2 separate regions of the Mus musculus genome follow, and region 2 is linked to region 1. A link is a loop called in an ENCODE intact Hi-C map of the cell type or tissue named here. Cell type or tissue: heart. All regions are shown on one strand. Each heading gives the region's core, and the rest is flanking DNA. Links, peaks and the distances in the headings are about the cores only.

Region 1 (10,363 bases), core at 2,314-7,313:
GAGATGTCTGTGGTGTGCTTATGTGCCTTCTCCTTCCCACAGCAATGTTGTGACCTAGGCTACCATGCTAGCCTGAACCGGGCTCTACGCACTTTCCTATCTGCTGAATTAAATCTGGAACAGTCAAAACATGAAGGTCTGGATGCTATTGAAAATGCAGTAGAAAACCTAGATGCCACCAGTGACAAGCAACGGCTCATGGAGATGTACAACAATGTTTTTTGCCCCCCTATGAAATTTGAATTCCAGCCCCACATGGGAGATATGGTAAGGCCATTCCCTATATTGTACATTTCCCCCAAAGGGACTTGAATGTACTAGAGTGTGGGAACTAAAAGGGGGTGTGAGGAAAGAGGAGGGAGGGAGGATAGCCCACGTCTGGCCATAGTTCCTCCTATGCTCTGGACAGGCAGACGTGGGAGGGCTGCCAGATGCTTTCCACTTGGCCCCGGGTGGGCATCTAACCCACTGGCCCCACTGGACTGGGGATGAACAAGGGGAGGGGGTGAGGGAGAGGGTAGAGGGAGAGAGGTTCCCACACAGGTGAGAGTAAGCGCAGCAGGCCTTGATGAACAGAGACAGTCCGGTGGTTTTAGAGTTTTATTGTAGAAAGGCAGGGAGAAAGGAGAGAAGGTAAAAGAGAGAGAGAGAGAGAGAGAGAGAGAGAGAGAGAGAGAGAGAGAGAGAGAGAGACCAGCCATGGCCAAGAGGAGAGAAGGGGGAAAATGAGAGAGAGAAGAAAGGCTAGAGAGGAAGAAGAAGAGAGTGAGAGGAAAGGAGAGGAGAGGAGAGGACAAGGAGAGAGTAAGAGTAAGGGGAGTAAGAGCAAGAAAGCAAGAGAGTGAGGAGGGGCCAAACAGCCCCTCTTATGGTATGCTGTTATCTTTACTGTTGCTAGGTAACTGGGGAGGAGTTTAGCCTGAAGGTCAGAAGCTTGGGACTGAGACATTGCCTATGAGACTACTAACCATGCTTCTTCTGTGGGGTCTGAGGGGATGGTAACTTCGACAGGAGCCTTGAGTCCAGGAGATATGAGAGAACTCCTTCCGTCCCATGTAGGTGAATTATCACCACCTGGTCCTAGGGTTCAGACCTCAACTCGACTGGAAACCAGACTGTCTGTGTGTAGCCCAATACCCCACACTAGAGTTGTATATAGTTTTATTACATCTGAAGGAGAGGGTGTTTCCTGTCAGATAAACTGTTCTATTCTTTCAGACCCTGTAGTATATCTCTTTGATTTTAACTGATATGCTTATCCTTGAGCCTAGGTTCATGTTCCATCTAATCCAGCTGTCCTGAGCTGTAGGGTGGATGGTTCTCCCAGAGAATATTCCACCCTGTCCCAAGTAGCTGTGTCCTAGAGACCTGACTGGGGTGACCAGGGAATGAAGAAAAGCAGGCACATGTACAGAAAAGCTGGGGTCGGGTAGGTTCTGCTAGCTTGGATGGAGAGTATGGCATTGGTCCTTGACATGACCATGCCCTTGTCAACAATACACATTCATTCAGGACTTCATCCACTCTTTTAGACTCTCTCAAAAGCTACCTCAGCTCCCCACAGTAGTTAGTGAGACCACAAGGAGTAGATGAGAGGACACCACAAATCTGCAAGGTACTCTTGCCAGGAGTAGTGCTTGCCTGGATTAGAATCTAGACTCTTTAGAAACCTTGCTCTAGCCTGATAATCAATAGTATGCTAATCAGACAGTTTACTGTCATAGACTGACCACAGTGGAGTGGTACTTCTCTGTTTTATATATAAAATATGAAGTGGTTTCTCTCCTCTTCTTCTTGGGGAAAACCTAACCCATTACAGTTTGTTTCCATTGCTGTGGCTGAGTAGATGTCAGCATCTAGACCGATGGAAAACTAAGACAGCATCGTGTTACAGTTAGGAGGGGGCATCACCAACCTCCAGGAAGCCCCATTCCTCACCTGCTTTGATTTCTGTTTATAGTTGTCTTCTAAACCCATTCTCCAGCTGCCATTGAGATTCCTTCCTCTGAATAAATGGAACTTGGGACTATCTGAGTGGATTGGTTGATTTTCTGGTGTTATCTGAGTTCTCTTCTGAGCCAAACAGCATGTCTCCATAAATGGGAATCCAAATGATGGGTACTCAGTCCCCCTCCTTGCCCAGTCAGAACCACATTTCCATACTCTAAAGCACAGATGGAGTGCATTACCTTGCATCCTGGCTAGAGATCACTGACAAAGCATGCATCAGCAGCTTTGCTGCTCCTTAAAGAAACAGGATTGGAGACATTTTTTTTTCTCTAATTCTTCCATTCTAGGCCAGGGTGACTTTAAAAAATAATAGTTCATTCTTTTGCCCAGTATGTGATACAGCTGATTCATGGCTTGGCCAGAAAAGGGGCCAGAATTTCCCATTCTGGCTTAGAGATGAGATGTCAAGTTATTCTTGCATCCTGCTAACAGGCATTCTGCCTCATTGTGGGATATTTGTAGGCAGAAGAAAGGAGCTGCCTGGAAGTCCTTTAAATGGGGCCAAAGTTCAGGTAGCATTTTAATGGAAGCTCTGGAATTAGCTACACTGGTGTTCTCGGACTGCAGATATGGCAGATGGCAGCTGCTCTTGGATGCACTAGGACTTGGTGCCTGTTTCAACTCTTGGTGCACCCAGAGGTTTGAGGGCACTGGATGCACAACTGGTGACATCAGGGCCAGAAACAGAAATTTCATTCTTGGCAGTAACCCATCTGGCCAACAAGCTTTCTCCATTATGTCTACTTCTAAAAGCCATAGTGAAATCAGCTCCAAATCTTGAACAAGCCTCTCAGATGAAGAAGAGATCAAATCAGTTGGAATCTTAAATACCAAAGGGGAAAAAGGTCAATTTCCAGTCTCCTCCATTTAAAGAGAAGTTTTATTTTTTTTTGAGTAAGAGAGTGGTTTACAAATATATGAATATACTCAGTCTTTGCTGAGGATAACAGAGCCAAATTCTATCCATATGTCTCTTCTGGTAAGAGCTAAAGGACACTTGATAATAAAGTGACAGGCACTTCCTCCACATGGGTCCTATCCTTCACTTCCTAGCCTTCTGCCTGTCATCCGTCATCCAGGAGATCGGATTACCTCATACCATAGCCTCACCTTTATCTATAGACTCTACGTCAGCTGTTCCTTCACAGAAGATAGAGTTGGTTAATTGGGGATGGGGGTACAGGGGATCTCACACCTAGTGGGATACAATGATGGCTATTTAAAGATATCAAGTTCCTCCTGTCAGATCTCATGCCCTCTGGGGCTCTCTAACTTGAGCTTATGAACTTGCTCCCAAATTCACATAAACTCTTTCCCATTGGCTCAAAGCTCTCGTGCATGACCCAGATTTATAAACATACATGCTGCCAGCAGCAGCAAGTTAGCTTCTTGGCCCACTTCTCTCCTGCTTTTTAACTCTAGTGTATGAAGTGGGAGGAGGGAAGAGCCAGAGAGGTGACCACTTGGACCTTTGGCAGGAACTTCACTGTGCCAAAGTGTTGGGTTTCTGAACCAAGGGCTTCTTGAAACACTCTTGTCTAGCCTCCTCAGAATTCCCTGAATCAGCAGCTGCTGCTAGACCTACCCTGCCAACCACCTGCCTGCCTTTGAGTTACAAAGAGAGAAACAGTCTTTCCAAATAGATTCTCCTCCCCTTTCACATATCCTTTGGTCTAGAAGTTCACATGCATACTTTTTTTTTTTTTTTTTTTGCTCATAGAAACTGCAAGCCTTCCAGTAGTTGGGATGCAATACAATGTAAATTGTTTTGAGCAGTAGTGAGAACTCTGGAGTCCTCAAAAGATATATGTCCTCTTCCTGACCTTCTGTTGCTTTTTCTGACAGGCCTCTCAACTCTGTGCCCAGCAGCCTGTCCAGAGTGAGCTGGTGCAGAGATGCCAACAGCTGCAGTCTCGCTTATCCACTTTGAAGATTGAGAATGAAGAGGTGTGTTTCCTTCCTAGGAAGCTCGGAGCCACTGTTTCCTTGTTGAACTACTTATGGCTGTCCATCAGGGGCAAGTAGAAGGAGCATGCAGAGAATGTCCAGGCTATTGCAGAGATTTCCTGGCCAAATAGAGGCTAGCGCTTTCCCTGCTGCTACATCCTGCCCTTGAAATTCAGGAAGTTGTTCGTACATTGCCAAAGGTTGTGCTCTATTTTAGGCTTTTACAAAATGCCCCTCCCCACTACACATTTAATCAAAGTGGCACTTGGCCACTGTGGGAACAATATCAAGTCTCTGAAATGACCCACTCATGACTGGCTTTTTCCAGCATTTTCAAAAAGAAACCTTTTGACTTTGACACTTCAGACATCTCTCTCCTCTTACAGGAGGGTGACTTTTTTTTTTCTAAACACAGAATATTTTCTTTTAATATCCAGTTTAAAAAGGCAATTTTTAAAAGTTTAAAAACAATCCAGTTTAAAAAGGTAATCCAGGTTTCCATTGAGCTCAGATGGCTTTTTCTTGTATTTTAGTAAGTCTTAATTTTACTAAGAAGTAGGGTTGGGTCACTTAGTTTGCAAATAGGAAAGCAAACCCATTCATTGATTGAAGGTCACGAAACAGTGCCAGGAACATTGAAGGACAGGATCTATCACATATTTTCATCAGCTCCAGTATGTTGGAAATACTGTTTTGCAATTATGTTATTCTGTTTCCCTTTGCACTTTCATTATAATAAAGAAATAGGTTAAAAACACTGGTTGCTCTTGCAGAGGACGCAGGCTTGGCTTCAGCACCTGCATGGTGGCTCACAGCCATCCCTACCTTTAATTCCAGCAACTCCAACCCCCTCTTCTGGCCTCCACAGGAACCAGGCATCACATGACACACTCACATGCAGGCAAAACATCTACACATACGATAAGTCTCTTTGAAGAAAGTAAACATTACATAAAAGGTACACAGCAGAGAAAGAGTGGAGTTTAGGTGTTTGCTGGAGAGAGCAGTGAGCTGAAACTGGGTTCCTGTGATGTTCATCACTCAATCACTCAGTACTGTTCAGTGAGAAGTGCAGCTGTGATCTGCTGGCATCCTTCCTTCCTACCCCTCTCTTGGGAAGAGAGACATTCCTCCTCTCAAGCTCCTCCTAGTTGCTCTATCACCTGCCATTTTAAAGCCTGCTTCTCATGATTATTTTGGCCATTATGGTTATAGGTGAAAAAGACAATGGAGGCCACCCTGCAGACCATTCAAGACATTGTGACTGTTGAGGATTTTGATGTATCTGACTGCTTCCAGTATAGCAATTCCATGGAGTCTGTCAAATCAACTGTCTCTGAAACATTCATGAGCAAGCCCAGCATTGCTAAGAGGAGAGCGAACCAGCAAGAGACGGAACAGTTTTATTTCACGGTAAGGGCACTCTTTGGCCTTATAAGAACATCAGTAGACACTGACGCCCACAGGAGCTTTGGAATCAAGAGTTTTTGCCAACTGTCTGAAAAGCAAGCTTTAAATGCACAAGATTTGAGCCTGGCATACTTGGACACCACCTTGACACTTAAAGCAAAAACATCTACAAGTTCTATGTGTCTTCTGGGGCCCTCAAAGAAAGGGATGCTCCTAAAGAAATCACTTAGAAAAAAATCAGGGAAACTTTTAACCAGCTAGTATAGAAGCCCTCTCACTCACAAGAGATCATGGCAAGGGAATTAAGTTTATTGGTTTTTGAGAACTATATTCAAATATCTTTGCCAATATGTATATTGTTTTAAGAAATTTAAAGTCTCTCCTAAGTGATTTGAATACATTATCATATAAGTTCCATTATTAGGAAGTTATTTTTTCTAATTATTGGTGAAAGTTAAAGAGACTTAAATGAGCAACTTGGTGGGTTTGTAGAGAATTCTAGAGCAGTATATTTTATTCATTTCTCTCAGATCTCCTTTTAGATGAGTAGATGTGTATCTATGTGTGTCTGTGTGTACAAAAGTTAATAGTTTTTGTTTGTTTGTGTTTGTTTGTTTGGTTTGGTTTGGTTTTTCAAGACAGGGTTTCTCTGTGTAGCCCTGGCTGTCCTGGAACTCACTCTGTAGACCAGGCTGGCTTTGAACTCAGAAATCCACCTGCTTCTGCCTCCCGAATGCTGGGATTAAAGGCGTGTGCCACCACGCCTAGCTAGTTAATAGTTTTTAAAAAGCTGTTAGCTGATCTTTTGTTTAATAATTAAATTGTTTTGAACTTGCCAAGTCTGACTTTTGCCTGTACCAAAATTTATTTCCTTATCTTATGATGACCAAGAAAAGAAAAACTGACTTTTCAGTTGTAAGATACCACATGGCCATTGACAATCCACACTGAGCAAATGAAAGGACGTCAATTGTCTTCCAGTCATGAAGCACACTCAGCATGGAGCAAATTAGATTTGTCTTCCAGCTGGGACAATTTGTTTAATTTTTTTCTTTGTGCACTCTCCTTTTTTCTTTAAGAGCCCTAACATGATTGATTGGTGTTTTTGTAAATCTGTTTCACTTAGTTAAACTCCAAATCCTTGGTGTTTTTGTAGTTTTAAATCCCAAAGAAGACTTTTAAAAGAATATGATTTAAGAATATTGTTCTAAAACAACTCAAAATTTTTTGTTATATAAAGAAAAACATTTTAAAACATGGTCATTATGTAAAACTTAGAAGCAGAAAGAAGAAAATAAATTCATATGAGGCATGTATTTAAAATTATATTTACAAAAATGAGATGTTGTATATATTGCATTATAAACTTAAGTCATTTAATTATATTTTCAAATTGCTTGGGATGCAGTTGTTTGTTTCTTGGTAGAACTTTTATGTGCTGGGAAAGAAGTACAGCTCTGTCTCCAGTCTATACTACATCTTCTAAGCATGTGCAAATCTATACAGAGGATGGAGTGACACATAGCCTAGTTCACGGCACTCAGTAACTGCTACTCATTTTACCATCATCATTATTAATCCATGCATCAACCATTAAGTTATTCACTAATCATTTATCGTGTATTTACTGTATGCCAGATTCTATGCTGCAAGTTGGGACTGCTTAAAGTTGAGGAGAAAGGAGAGAATGAGGGCATAGGCATACAGGGAGAGCTTTAATTCTGACTTCCTGTGTTTCTAAATAAGAAAGGTACAGTGTGTAAGTGCGTGGATGTGCGTCAGCAACAAGGACGAATGGTGCTGGGGGAAGCTTTACACAAGCTGACTTTTAATTTTAATATGTGTAGCTTCTTGACTCCAATGGGGGCTATCACTGTCCTCCTTTCCAAACTATATTATCTTCTAATAATAGAAATTTTTGGCAACTCTTTCTGAGCTGATTAAATATCAGTGACCTAGTCTTATTGTATTCCATTTTTAAAATATATTTTTTAAAATTTTAGATTTATATATATTACATATGTAAATTTTATATTTGTATTTTAAATTTAAACTTGAGAATTCCTCAAGTTAAGAAATTTTAGGGCTTAGGGTTGGGGAGATGGCTTAGTCAGTAAAGTGCACGCCACACAAACACGAAGACCTAAGTTTGAATCCCAGTAACCCATGCAAAAGAAACATAGACACTTGTAATCTCAGAGCTGGGGAGTAGAAACAAGGAGATCCCTGGGTCTTGCTAACCAGCCAGTCTAATGATTAGAAAGCTCCAGGTTCAGTGAGAGTCCTTGCCTCAGAAAATAAACTAGAAAGCAATTGAAGGAGATACTGTGACTAACACAGACCTCTGGCATATATGCATGCATGCACACACACTCAACAACAAAAGAGAAGAAGGCAAGAAATTTTGGATATGAAAAATCTATACTTAACCAAATCTTTCTCAGAATTATTTTCTTCTTTGAATAAATCTATAACATACATATTCAGAAGTTGACATTTGTTCCAAAACAAGAAGGCTGCTGAGATGCTTCAGCACGTTTAAGAGCTTATATAGTACTCTTGCAGAGGATGTGAGTTTGACTCCCAACACGCATGTCTGCAGGCTCATAACTGCCTATAGCTCCAACTCTAGGAGATCCAGTTCTCCTGGCCTCTGTGGGCACCAGCACTCACATGCACATGCCCACACATAGACACATAATTCAAAATAAATCATTTTTAAGAAAGAAATAACTTTACCCTAACTTGTGACTTCTAAAATCCTACCTACCTGTTCCCCTTTTACCTCAATACATTGGGGTTCTACAACCCATTCCTGAATTTGTTAGCCATGGTGCTCCTTGTCAAAAATTGGGCACATTGCTTTAACTAACAGCAATGAGTTTGGGCTTTGTTACAGATTTGCAAGAATTCATTACTTTTTGTGAATGGATATGATATGTGTCACGTAATTTATGTCCTGGTAGCAAGGCATTTTTGGTGGTAGTAGTAGTGAAATGGACATTCTGGTCTCCATATTAAAACAGAGGGCTTGCCTATGCTTGTCAAACAGTGAAGGAAAAAAATATCAAAGCAGCATATGCTAGAAGTTCCCTGCTCTTGGAAAGTGGTGAAGATATCCTTCATCATGGCTTGACTCATAGCTAGTATGTCTAGTGACCACGTGGGCTTTTGGATAGTTTTATGACTGCTTGCTACTGTCATCAGATTAATCTGTCCATGAGACATCAATTAGAAATTTGAAGTATGTCTTACAAAGATCAGTTGTTTGCAATAGTCTGTGGAAAATTATAGAATTTTAAACTTGAAGCATCTTTTAATTATCATTTAACCCAGCCTTCTCATTTGAAAGCTTTGGGGAAAAAGAAAAAGGAAAAAAACGTGCAGCGGATGGATAGCTTGAATAAGGCCTTCATCAAGAGCTGAACCCAGAGCTCAAGTCACTTGCTGGCACGGGCTTTCCCTCTGTCCCCTGCTGAGGAGCTAAAAGGAAAGACTCAGCAACTCTCCTCCCTTATTATAAGAAGGGACTTGTTTTCTGACCTCCTTGTCTTTTTGGCTGTCACTCAACTTATATAGTACATCATCCCCCAGTGTCTACCTCTTTTCATTGTTGTTACACCCTTTTAAAAAGACTAAAATGTATCAAAAGGAAACTAAAAGGAGGTACACATGCCTTACCTACCCCTGACACCTACTTTCCCTCCCTGTAGCCATGGATTAAAACTGGTATATTTAGTCCTTTCAGAGGTTTTCTATGCATAGGCAATTGGTGATCTATCAGCGAGTGCCCTTAATACAATCAATTACACTGGAATTGTAAAAAACGGGGCTGGGAATGTAGCTCAGAAGTTAAGAGTGCCTGCCTAGCTTGTGTGACATTGTGAGTTCCTTCTTCATCCCCACAAAGCAAAATGATAAGAAATAAAGTGTGACAAGCAAGTATGCCACTCTCACTGTCCCCACTAGGCTGTCATCACTTATTCTGAATATTATTCATGTTAGTCTAAAAAGAGTTGTCCCATATCTCACAGAAATCATTTTCCAATGGCTGGACAGAATTCCATTGTATATTCGCATCATCCCCTTTTAGCCATTTCTCTGCTCTGGTTAGCCAAGAATCATCGAAGCCCTAGGAAGCTGGAGTCTCCTAAACATTTTTTTGAAAAAATGGAGTATGGGGTTCTTTTAAAAAAACAAAAACAAAAAACCTTAAAACAAAACTTTTTTTTCAGATTTATTTTTGTTTATGTGTGAGTTTTTGTCTGCATGCAATTGCTTTAAAGGTCAGAAGAGAGCACTGGAACCCTAAAACTTTACCTTGTGAGCCATCATGTGCATGCTGGAAACTGAGCCCAGGTCTTCTGCAAGAGCAGTAAGTGCTCTTAACTGCTGAGCCATCTCTCTAGCCCCAAGTATGGAGCTCTCAAGTGGGAAGTAGAATGAGGAAGGGATTGAAAATAACAAAGTCAAACTATCTGAATTCTTAGGGGTAGATTTGGGTAAGACAATAGGAGAGAAGGCAGGCTTTTGTCCATCAGGCAAGCTGCTAGACTTAGAGCTGTGGTCTGGTATATTACAGTGTGTGTGTGTGTGTGTGTGTGTGTGTGTGGTCTGATTTTATATATAATCTTGATATTATGCTAAATCACCAAAGGGCTACTTATTCCCCCCCCCCCCCCAGCTTCAGCTCTCTAAGCTCCTTGTCTGTTCAGCAGCAACTGAACCCTTCAACCTCCACTCCCCTGATCAAGACAGGATTATTTATCCCCAGCATGTCTGTCCTGACTTCTGGGTAAGATAAGGAAGTGATGGATAGTATGTCTGCAGACTCTGGGATCTTTTTGCCTTCTCACCTAGATGCCAAACCTGAAGTTGTTCTTCCTACCCTTATATTAGGGATTCAGAGCATATCTTGCTGCAGTTTGGTCCTTTAGATTAATGGAACCTGAAAAGGTAACTTCATACTTCTTTATCAGATTGTTACTTGTTTTCA
Region 2 (10,363 bases), core at 2,837-7,836, 130 kb before region 1:
AGCAGATTTTACCATGCAATCTCAGTCTTCTTTTTATTATTACAATGCGTAGTGTGTTGTATCCCCCTTTTCTTTGTAGTTCTATAATCAGGAGCCTTCTATTTTCTTCCAGTGTTGTGCTATAATTAGTAGTCTAGTCTGAAGTATAAAATGAAAGGTTTTTTTCCCTAGCAGAAATGCTGCTTATTCACTTTATTTTACAAAGAGCCTACTCAGTCTCTACGAGTCATTCAATAATCCAAGAAACATCAATTAGAATGGGCTGTGTAAAACAAGTGCTGTGGGACTGGACAACTGGTTAAGAAAGCTTCCTGCCCTTTCAGGAGGGCTGGAGTTTGCATCCTAGCATTCACATCTGGTGCTTCCTAACTGCCTGTAACTTCCGCTCCAGGGAGTCAGACTTTTTCTTCTGGCTTCTGCAGGTGCCAGAAGAGATACTTCTCTTCTGTGTGCATATGCTTACACACAACTCAACTCACATACACGCACAACAGAAACACTGTTTAAATGCTGAATTCTGAGTATTCAAGGACAAATTCATGCCCTAAATGTGCATCATCTAATTAGAGGCATACATACAAATAACGAGGTGACCAGAGGCATGAAGAGAGTTCTGACTTGGTACTTGTTCATTAATAATAGTTTTCATATTGCTCTATTTGCCTGTTCACTTGGCAGTTCTGTAAGGGCTCAAGGGCCAGGAAGGACTATGAATATGGATGTGGAGTAAATGAGAGAGTGAGTAGATATCTCTTAACAGTGCCAGGCCTGTGGCTTACAGGCTCTCCTGCAAGTCGGTTCACTTGAGTTTGAGAGAACAGTCTGGTCGGTTTACATGGCAAGTTGCAGGCCAGCCAGGACTACAAAGTGAGACCCTGTTTCAAAAACAAAAACAAACAAGAATAACAATAACAATCCCCCCACCCAAAACCTGACAACAATAAGAATAACAGTAACAACAAAAAACACAAGGTGTTCTGCAAATTGTTTGAGCACTAAAGATATATAGGAAATTGTTTGGAATAGAGATGGTTGGGAAACAGTGGATTTTGCATTCTTGCTTATCAGCACGAATCTTACTTGATTTTTAGGGTTGTTTTGGTTAACAATGAGATCAGCATTTTGTAGGTGATTTCACATTGCTTGACCTGTTAAAAGAGACCAATTTTACAGCCTCCTGACCTTTTTTAGGCTCAGAACATGTCCAGAGATATAAAGTTCTGGGTGGATGTGGATATGCTATGTTTTGCTGTCCTGTTGCTGTCTGTCTGTCTGGAGCTGTAGATAGGGTGCTTATGGCCCCTCAGTTCCTATGGGTCTTAGCTCTGGAATGGAATTCCCCCAAGCAGTGCTTTTTGATAGACTGGGCAGGAAATAAATCTGTTGCTCTGTGCCTACTTAAAAAATATTTCCATTTACCTTGGATAATGTACAAGAACAGGGTTTTACACATATTTAAGAGAAAACTGCAAATAAAAAGGATGTGTACACAGTAGCATGAATGGAGTACTATTCTTGGCCTGGGCTGTAACCCAGAGAACAGGAAACAAGATGCTTCAGGATGGCTCGAGCCAAGAGTCTTCAAGTCATAGGGAAACTCATGACAGCTGGTAGCATCCTCCAGACCTTCCTGTTTGGGTAGAAATTTATCCTCCTATATTGAGATGGAGGAAGAGATGCCTCTTTTTTAAAAGATCTTGGAGAAAGGAGATTAAATATTAAGAAACGATCTCCCGCTTGGCCCATCTCTTGTGTAGAAATCCACTTGGTAGAGGGAACTGTTTTTCTCACATTTGGAAGGTTCAGCTTCTGATGAGAAAGACTAAGTGGTCTAAACCTTCAGCAATTTAAATACCCTTTCTTTTGTTCAGACTTTGTCATTATGCTTGAATTCCATTGAACTTTAAAAGTTAAAAGGCTGGACTTGAAATGCATGATGCGTAACTATAGCAAACCACAGTGAGTAGCTAGAAAGTATAGACAACTTCTGGTCACTCAATGGCTACAGATTAATTGACTTGAATATATTAATGTCTGTTAATGGTCTAATCATTTGGCTTCTCTGTCTGATGTGAGATAGAGAGTAATTTGCCCAGGTTGCATCCTCCTGGAACCCCCCCCCCCACACACACACCTGTCACTGTCCTCAGATGATCATTGGTTTAACTTGATCTAGATTAAGTAAGTTAAATATATATCACTACTTATTATTTAATACTAACAATTACACACCATCAGGGTATTAATAAAAAGATACATCTTTAATTTGAACCTGATAAAAGATGGGTGTCTTCAGAGGGCCTGCTATGGCATTTCCTCCAAGTACATTCTCTGAAAAGGACCAGGCCTGGATATAAAACCATTGCACTTCCTCATTGCTTTATGTATAAAAAGACAATCTCATTTCCCCTTTTTTTCTTATTCTAGATACCACATTTATCTGGCTACTCCAAAAGATCATGAAAGAACAGAAATTTTTTATCTTAACAGTGGTACAGAGAAACTTGGCATCTCTTTCACCATTGATAAAAAGTTTTGAGAAACAAGTGTAGGGAAAATACTGCCTATAGACTTGAAAACCATTTACTTAGTTAACAGAATGCTCTTAATTATGTTAACTATGTGCTTTGATTATTCAAGGTCTCTATGCTCTTAATATTTCAGACAATGTTCTGTTGATGCTATGAATTAGCCAGTAGGTGTCTTCATTTGATGAGAAAGAGGGGAAGGTAAAATGAAGACAATCAATTGCCCGCAGATGGAGAATTTACCTAGCATGTATAAGATTCTGAGTTAATCACCTGTACCTCAAATCAGCAACAACAAACTGTAAGCCAGAAAATCCATGAAAGTCACTATGAGTAGCTCCTGTAGATTCCCATACCTGAGTTAAGGGAAGTATATAGACCTCAGGCAAAATAATTTCCAGGTGGTTATAAGAGCATACTTTGGTTTAGAGTATGTCACACTTAGGTTTTCTGGTTTACTATTGCTACTAAATTTTTCTTGTCCTTACTCCGTCCCCAAACTGGTAGCTTTGATTTGAGAGACAGCAAGGATTCCACTGTAGATAACTTTCTATAAGAAATTTGGAAGGAAGTAGGCTAAAGAATTAATCTTGCTTAATCTTCCAGATTATGATTAGTTCTTTTGAGTATGGTGAAGCTCAGAGTTGTTATTTTGGAAGTGTTCTTGGACTGAAATTCAGAGAAAGGTATGTAGTAGAGAATCTGGGCAAGAAAGTGTCTTTACAAACAAAACCTTCCTGTTCAAGCAGTCTTAAGAACTTGCCTGTGAGTTAGTGACTGCAGGGTGCCAGGCCAGTCACTGGTGGGATTCAGAAGGTCTGCTTTTCATAACCGTGGATGCATATTCAATCAACCACATGCTAAAGATAGGTGGGAAAATGGAGCCTGAGAAGGCTGAGGCAGAAGGGCCACAAGTGGGAAAGCTTAGACTGCCTAGCAAGACTATCTTTCTTCCACAAAAGGCAAAAAGCTCCAGGAAACTCCACAAAGAAAAATTTTACTTGTGCATTGAGTTCCTGTGTGCCTGGCTAATGAAATAAAATCACAGTATATCCCACTCCTGCTATTTCACATAACCTCTCTGTAGCATTTATTTGGAGCATTGTTCACCTCGTATTCTAAATAGGTTTATGATAATTGAGTTTGTCTTAAATATATACAGACTTTTTTCTTGCCACCATTCCCTAAACAACATAGTGTAACAATGATTTATATATCACTTATATTAAGTATTATAAATAATTTAGAGATGATTGAAACCATATGGGAAGAACAGGGAGAAGGCTCAGTGGGTGAGGGTGCCTGTCCTGCAAGCCTGACATCCTGAGCTTGCTCCCCAGGACCCATGTAAAGATGGAAGGTGAGAACCAAATTCAGAAAGTTTTCCTCTGGCCTGCACACTGTGGGATGTGTGCTTCTATGCTATCGAGCATGTGTGCACCAGTGTGCAGGTGTACACACACACACACATACATACATGATAAATAAGATTTTAAATGCAAAAAAAGAATTTGCATTTCAAAATGTATTACAGAGCATGGCAGATCGTGTGTAAATATGCCATTTATGTGAGGCTTGAATATTCTTGGATTTTGGTATCCATGCCTGTTTTGGAAACAACCTCCCATCAATACCAAGAAGTGACTGACTGTATATGAAACTGTATTAAGTGTAGGCATTTCAAGATTAGAGAAATGACAAGATAAAGGCTCAAGGTCTTCCATCTTTTCTAGAAAGAGTCCTTTGACGTGAAGTCTTTATCTGTTTTTTTCTAGTTTATTGGGATTATGGTCTGGTTTCTGTCCATAAAGACTCTTCTGATGATATTGGACTGCTTAATTCTCTCTACTTGACATCAGTAGTAAGGCATGCAGCTTAATATTTAAACTGTGAGGTGCTTGTTGTTTTTGTTGTTGTTGTTGTGCCTTGCATTCTTAAGAGTATCACCTAAAAAAGCTCTAGCAACAGAGATTTAAGCTATTTTGGCCATGCCATGTAAATTTTATTGTGAGAGCAAACTGCTTAATCTTCTAGAACCTCCATGTTCTTATTGAAGAGTGTGAACAAAGAAGATAAAAAGAGCCGAGCACACAAAAGCTCATAGTGAGCTTTAGCTGTTTCTGTTACTAGGTGGAAAGTGTACAAACCTGCTCTGTCCCTCCACACTTCCTACTTTGTAAAGTGAGTTTGACATTCCTTGTGCAGTGGCTGATTGGAAGCCAAGTGAGAGATTTGAGCTAGTGAGGAGGGATGGGTATCTCAAGATCCACATTTGGTCTGTGCAGCTTGTAGTGTATTTATAAATTGTATAAAGTAGTATATTAAAAACATACCCTAGCTGCTTTTTCTTATCAGTCCTCTACTTCCAAGGAGTGCTTTCTGACCACGTGCTTTAAATAACCTTCAAATGGTAATGTGGCTGTTAGATGAACACAGTCCTTGTGAGTCCATTTGCCCTATGCTTAGGAGTTCTATTCTTAGATTACAATGGCCGGAATAGAAAGCCTTTGACCCCACATCCCACTGCAGTCATGTGTGCCTGGCTAATGGAATTCTTTGGGAGCTTAGGACAAAGGACAATCTGCTTGTGTCATTGACTAGACTGGCATGTAGTAGACCATTAAAAACCAGTCTCTTGTTTGGGGTTTATGAGCCTGGGTTACCTGGGACATCCCATGTTACAATCCTAATTAAAACTTGGTCTATTTACTTTGCTGTAATCTAGGAGTAGTAAGGAAAATAAAGGGTAAACCTTTCCTGTTTTATGTTTCCTTGGATCTGTGATTAAAGTATTAACTTTGTTCACTATTTGCTAAGGAGAGTCCTGAGAAGAAGGGCTCGAAGCATGTATTTTGCTTCTTTACTGAGCCTAGGGCCAGACCACCTGTTTTATAGACATTATCTTGTTTAATTCTCAGTATTGTAAAATCAATAATAGAGGTAGAAATTGAGGTCAGAATTTGCCCAGGAGTCATGATCATGGATTTTCTACTATTGCATACTGCATAATGCTTTATCTCATGACAGATGACAGTGTGGTCATTTCAGTAAGAATGCTCATGATTTAAGAGTGTCACTAAATGTTTATAAAACACCTGAGTATAATTATTCCATTTATACCTAGAACTCCTGACAGTCTCTATAAAGATGTTTTGTGAGTATATTTGGTTGTCTCATTCTGAAGCCAAATGACTCTGGGGAAAGAGAGACTCTGTACCACAGGGAGTATGGTGGATGTTTCCAGGAGCATCTTGATTTTTACTTATCCTGCTAATGACCAGATACTCTGTTTTTGAAGTTCCTTTCTCCAGGGAACCTTTGCAACTTCTAGAGACATGATCTCAGCTTCATAACATCCTTGTTCAGATAGGAGAGGGCTGAAGTACCTAGTGAGTGGGAGAGTCAGGCACAGATGGAAGACAGAGACCCTCAAGTTAGATAATTAGTCCAAGGTCACATCAAATAATTTGTAGCTCAGGTGATAAATGGGTCTAGGACCTGGTCTCCTAGATGTTGCAGCTTCCTTTACAATATAATTTGTGCTCAGATATTTATCTGTCATAATCTTTTTCCTTTTTTTATTTTGGTGAGTAAGATATTTTCACACTTAAAGCCTGATTAATGTTGGGTTTTAATTTAGCCCTCATGATGATCAAATGACCTAGCTGAGAACTGCTTTCAGAATGTGGTTTCTAACATACCGTTATTTTTTTTAATTGTTTCCATTTTTACTTCAATTAAATAGTCTTATAATTACTCTTCTGAATTCATCTTCTTAGATTTTACTTAAGTCACTTGCATCAGAATCAATTTCTTTCTTTTTTTTTTAATTGGATATTTTCTTTATTTACATTTCAAATGTTATCCCCTTTCCTGGTTTCCCTCCCTCCGGGAAACACCCTATCACCTCCTCCCTCCCCCTGCTTCTATGAGGGTGTTCTTTCACCCACCCACTCACTTCCACCTCCCCGCCCTCGATTCCCTTACACTAGGACATTTGTCAAGCCTTTATAGGACCAAGGACCTCTTCTTCCATTGATATATGACAAGGCCTTCCTCTGCTACATATGTAGCTGGAGCCATGTGTACTCCTTTGTTAATGGCTTAGTACCTGGAAATTCTGGGGGGGTCTGGTTGGTTGTTATTGTTGTTCTTCCTGTGGGTTTGCAAATCCCTTCAGCTCCTTCAGTCCTTTCTCTAATTCCTCTATTGGGGACTCCACACTCAGTCCAATGGTTGGCTGTGGACATCCGCCTCTGTATTTATAGGGTTCTGGCAGGGCCTCTCAGGAGACAGCTATATCAGACTCCTTTCAGCATGCACTCTTGGCATTCACAATAGTATCTGGGTTTGGTAACTGTATATGGGATGAATCCCCAGGTGAAACAGTCTCTGGGTGGCCTTACCTTCAGTCTCTGCTCAGTACTTTATCTCCATATTTGCTCCTGTGAGTATTTTGTTCTCCTTTTAAGGACCGAAGCACCCATACTTTGGTTTTCCTTCTTGAGCTTCATTGTGGTCTGTGAATTGTATCCTGGTTGTTTGGAGCTTTTGAGCTAATATCCACTTATCAGTGAGTGTGTACCGTATCCTTTGTGATTGGGTTACCTCACTCAGGATATTTTCTAGTTCCATCCAATTTGCCTAAGAATTTCATGAATTTATCATTCTTAATAGCTGAGTAGTACTCCATTATGTAAATGTACCACATTTTCTGTATCCATTCCTCTGTTGAGGGACGTCTGAGTTCTTTCCAGCTTCTGGCTATTATAAATAAAGCTTCTATGAACATTGTGGAGCATGAGTCCTTATTACACATTGGAGCATCTTCTGGGTACATGCCCAGGAGTGGTGGTATACCTGGGTCCTCAGGAAGTACTATGTTCAACTTTCTGAGGAACCACCAAACTGATTTCCAGAGTAGTTGTACAAGCTTGCAGTCCCACTAGCAATGGAGGAGTGTTCTTCTTTCTCCACATCCTCGCCAGCATCTGCTGTCCCCTGAGTTTTTGATCTTAGCCATTCTGACTGGTCTGAGGTGGACTCTCAGGGTTGTTTTGATTTATAGTTCCTTGCATACCTTTATTGTTATTTCTCCAGAATAGTAAGTTTTCTTATCCTATACTTTGCATATGTTTAGTTTCCAGGAGTTGAGAGCCTTGGGACTTCAAAGGTTTATTTTGACAGAAGAGCTTCTGAAGCTGAGAGTTGTTGCCTCTCTAAGCAATGCTTTAGGTCAAAAAGGTAGAAATTCCTGTTTTCAACTTAATACAGAAGTGGAACATATTCTAGGATAATCACTGGCCTTCCATCTAGAAATAGTACAGATTTGGTGTTTGTTATTATTTAATTGTAATATTATTTACAAATGTACCTTTTTAGCAGCCCCCATTACTCAGTATTTATTGAAACATGAACTTTCTCATGGAATATTTCTTTTTGTGTTTTAGTTGGAAGGTACTGAGGCGCTGTAAAATCCAGTGACTACATGTGGTCTCTTCAGGAAGTAGCTGAGTTGTTTAGATTCTCAGTTATTTATTATGAGATTTTCTGGAGGTTTAAATATTTAATATGATGAAACAAATTACAATGGAGAATCTTTTACAAAAAAAGATTCATTCACCTACAGGAGAGGATCACTGGCCACTAATGGTGGTTTCACTGATCACTAGTCAGTGAAGTATGATTTAATGCTTTATATTCTCTAGTCTGCTGATGACTATAGAGCTTTTGGATTTATGATATATTCCATTTGATCTTTATTCATTTAACACTGTCTGGATACCATTTTCTGTGCCAGGTACCATGTTGGACACTGGGTGACAGACACAGCTAATTTCCTCATCCTTGGATCTCATAGCAGATGTTTGAATCTTTAGAGGCTTTGGATTCTGTTGTAGAGTTTTCTTAGGTTCTGTGTGGCACTCACTGTCTTGTACTTGAGCAGATGCTGCAAAGCCTGACTCACCATTCCTCACTGCTGCTGCTGTGGCCCAGAACTATCTATCACCTTGTACTGCACTGTGTCAGTAGCCTCCTAACTGCTCTTCCTCTCTTGTCCCTCCCATCTCCTTTTAATAGGACATCTCAAACAGTCTTAAAGAATGGAATTCAGGGAGCTGGAGAGATGGTTTAGTGGTTAAGAACACTTGTTCTTGTGGAGAACTTGGGTTCAAATGGTGGCTCACAACCATCTATGTAATTCCAGGTCCAGGAGATTTGACTCCTGATCTATGAGGACACCAAGCACACACATGTTGTACATATATGCATGAAAGCAAAAACACTCATATACATAAAAATAAATAAATAAATCTAAAACTGGAATTCAGCTCCTCATTCTCTGTGCATGTCTACCTGTGCTTTTGCATACAAGATTCTTCCTCTTCTTCCTCCGCAACCATGCTTTCTCTTACTCTTCACCTTGTGCTCTGCTGCATAACACTGGACTCCTGTTGCTTCCCTTAATCTGCCAAGCATGCTTAGCAGAGTCCTGCCTTGAGACTCTGAAGCTTCTTCTTCCTAGCACACTAGCATTTTCATAGTTCATTTCTCTGCTGTCTTGAATCTCTACTTGAAAGTTACCTTATTAAATAGCCTTTGTGACAGTTCTCTAGAAAATGTACCCTGACTTGGTATTTTCTTTTTCTTTTTTTTTAAATGGAAATCAGAGTTAGTTTTTTTTTTTTTAAGATTTATTTATGTATATGAGTACACTGTACACACCAGAAGAGGACATCGGATCCCACTACAGATGGTTGTGAGCCACCATGTGGTTGCTGGGAATTGAACTCAAGGACCTCTGGAAGAGTAGTCAGTGCTCTTAACAGCTGAGTCATCTCTCCAGCCCTGACCTGTTGTTTTCTGTTCGATTAATTTCAAATCACTTTCCCCCACTCCCCACTGTCCTCTAATGTTCCTGTGGGAAAAGGATTTTGTTCTGCTCTGTCTTTAATGCTTACAAAGTGCTTGGTAGGTATTTGTTGATTGAATACATCAGCCTATTACTGATTCAGTATCCTCTGTAGAAGGAGTCTCTTGGACCAGTGTTGCAGTATAGCGTTTGGAGACGGTATGGACAATACAGCTCTATTTGTTTAGAATAGGAATTTTCTTAATGTAAAAGGTATTTATTAACTTAAGTCCCAGTTTTAGCTTTAGGAGTATCATTTATTAATCAAAAGTCAAAGGATGGATTAGAAAGGAACTGAGAGACCATTTGATCATTTTCTGCCTTGCTGTCTATGTGAGAAGATAAGTGAACTGTCCAAAGTCATTAAGCTGGCTGAGGGTCAGTCTGAAAGTAGGCTTCTCACATCTGCGTTCATAGTCTTTCTTACATTTGTTTCCCTAGCGGTGGGAGTTCTTGAACTTTGAGATTGACATTTTTTTCTCCAGACTCTAAACAGGAGCCTTTCTCTGCACATTATAGGTCAGTATAGATGGGTAATGACTCAGTAATATGTGGAAAATCCCAGAGACTGACTGATGAGAATAGAAACTACCCAAGATGTGCTATGAACACCAAAACATGCTTCCTCTTTTTATTGGCAGGAGATGTATAGGGTGTAAAGGAAATGAGCCTTTGACACCCCAGTTGTTTTGTTACAGGCCACAGTGAATGTGTCTGCCATTTAAATTCAGATTTTTTGATGACTGGCCAAACCAGCTGCAAGCCTAGTCCTTTGGACTAGAAGCCTTGATTTTGCCAACTGTTCATTTTCTTGATAAACTTCATTATTTCAGGCATTTGTGTATAGCTAGCTTATTGTGGGGTTGTCAGAGAGGTATAGAGCTATTTCTTAGAGACAGTCATTCCTCCCCAAGTAGCATGT

Evidence for each region. A loop is a pair of places that touch in the nucleus more often than their neighbours do. Peaks named below come from ENCODE experiments on the same cell type or tissue, not always from the same donor. Only the 100,000 strongest peaks of a DNase experiment are listed, where the experiment ranks them.
Region 2: it touches region 1 in a loop (1.9-fold over the local background); 1 of 42 quality-filtered maps calls a loop at or near these places.

Annotation. Positions count from the first base shown.
Region 1 is chr1:131,339,356-131,349,718 of GRCm38, reverse strand. It overlaps Srgap2 (SLIT-ROBO Rho GTPase activating protein 2), which reads left to right. Exons shown (of 23, transcript NM_001081011.2): 8 at 43-267; 9 at 3,856-3,957; 10 at 5,173-5,370. The region is part of intron 1 of Gm51644 (a long non-coding RNA gene); the gene reads right to left. Among named protein-coding and RNA genes, the nearest start is that of Ikbke, 65 kb to the right of the region's middle. In heart, for the core only: a CTCF peak has its summit at 4,810 (motif pointing left); DNase peaks (open chromatin) are centred at 2,628 and 4,058; H3K27ac peaks cover 385 bases.
Region 2 is chr1:131,473,647-131,484,009 of GRCm38, reverse strand. All of the region lies in intron 2 of Srgap2 (SLIT-ROBO Rho GTPase activating protein 2), which reads left to right. Among named protein-coding and RNA genes, the nearest start is that of Srgap2, 49 kb to the left of the region's middle. In heart, for the core only: no CTCF peak of the experiment used is centred there; a DNase peak (open chromatin) is centred at 5,039; H3K27ac peaks cover 1,228 bases.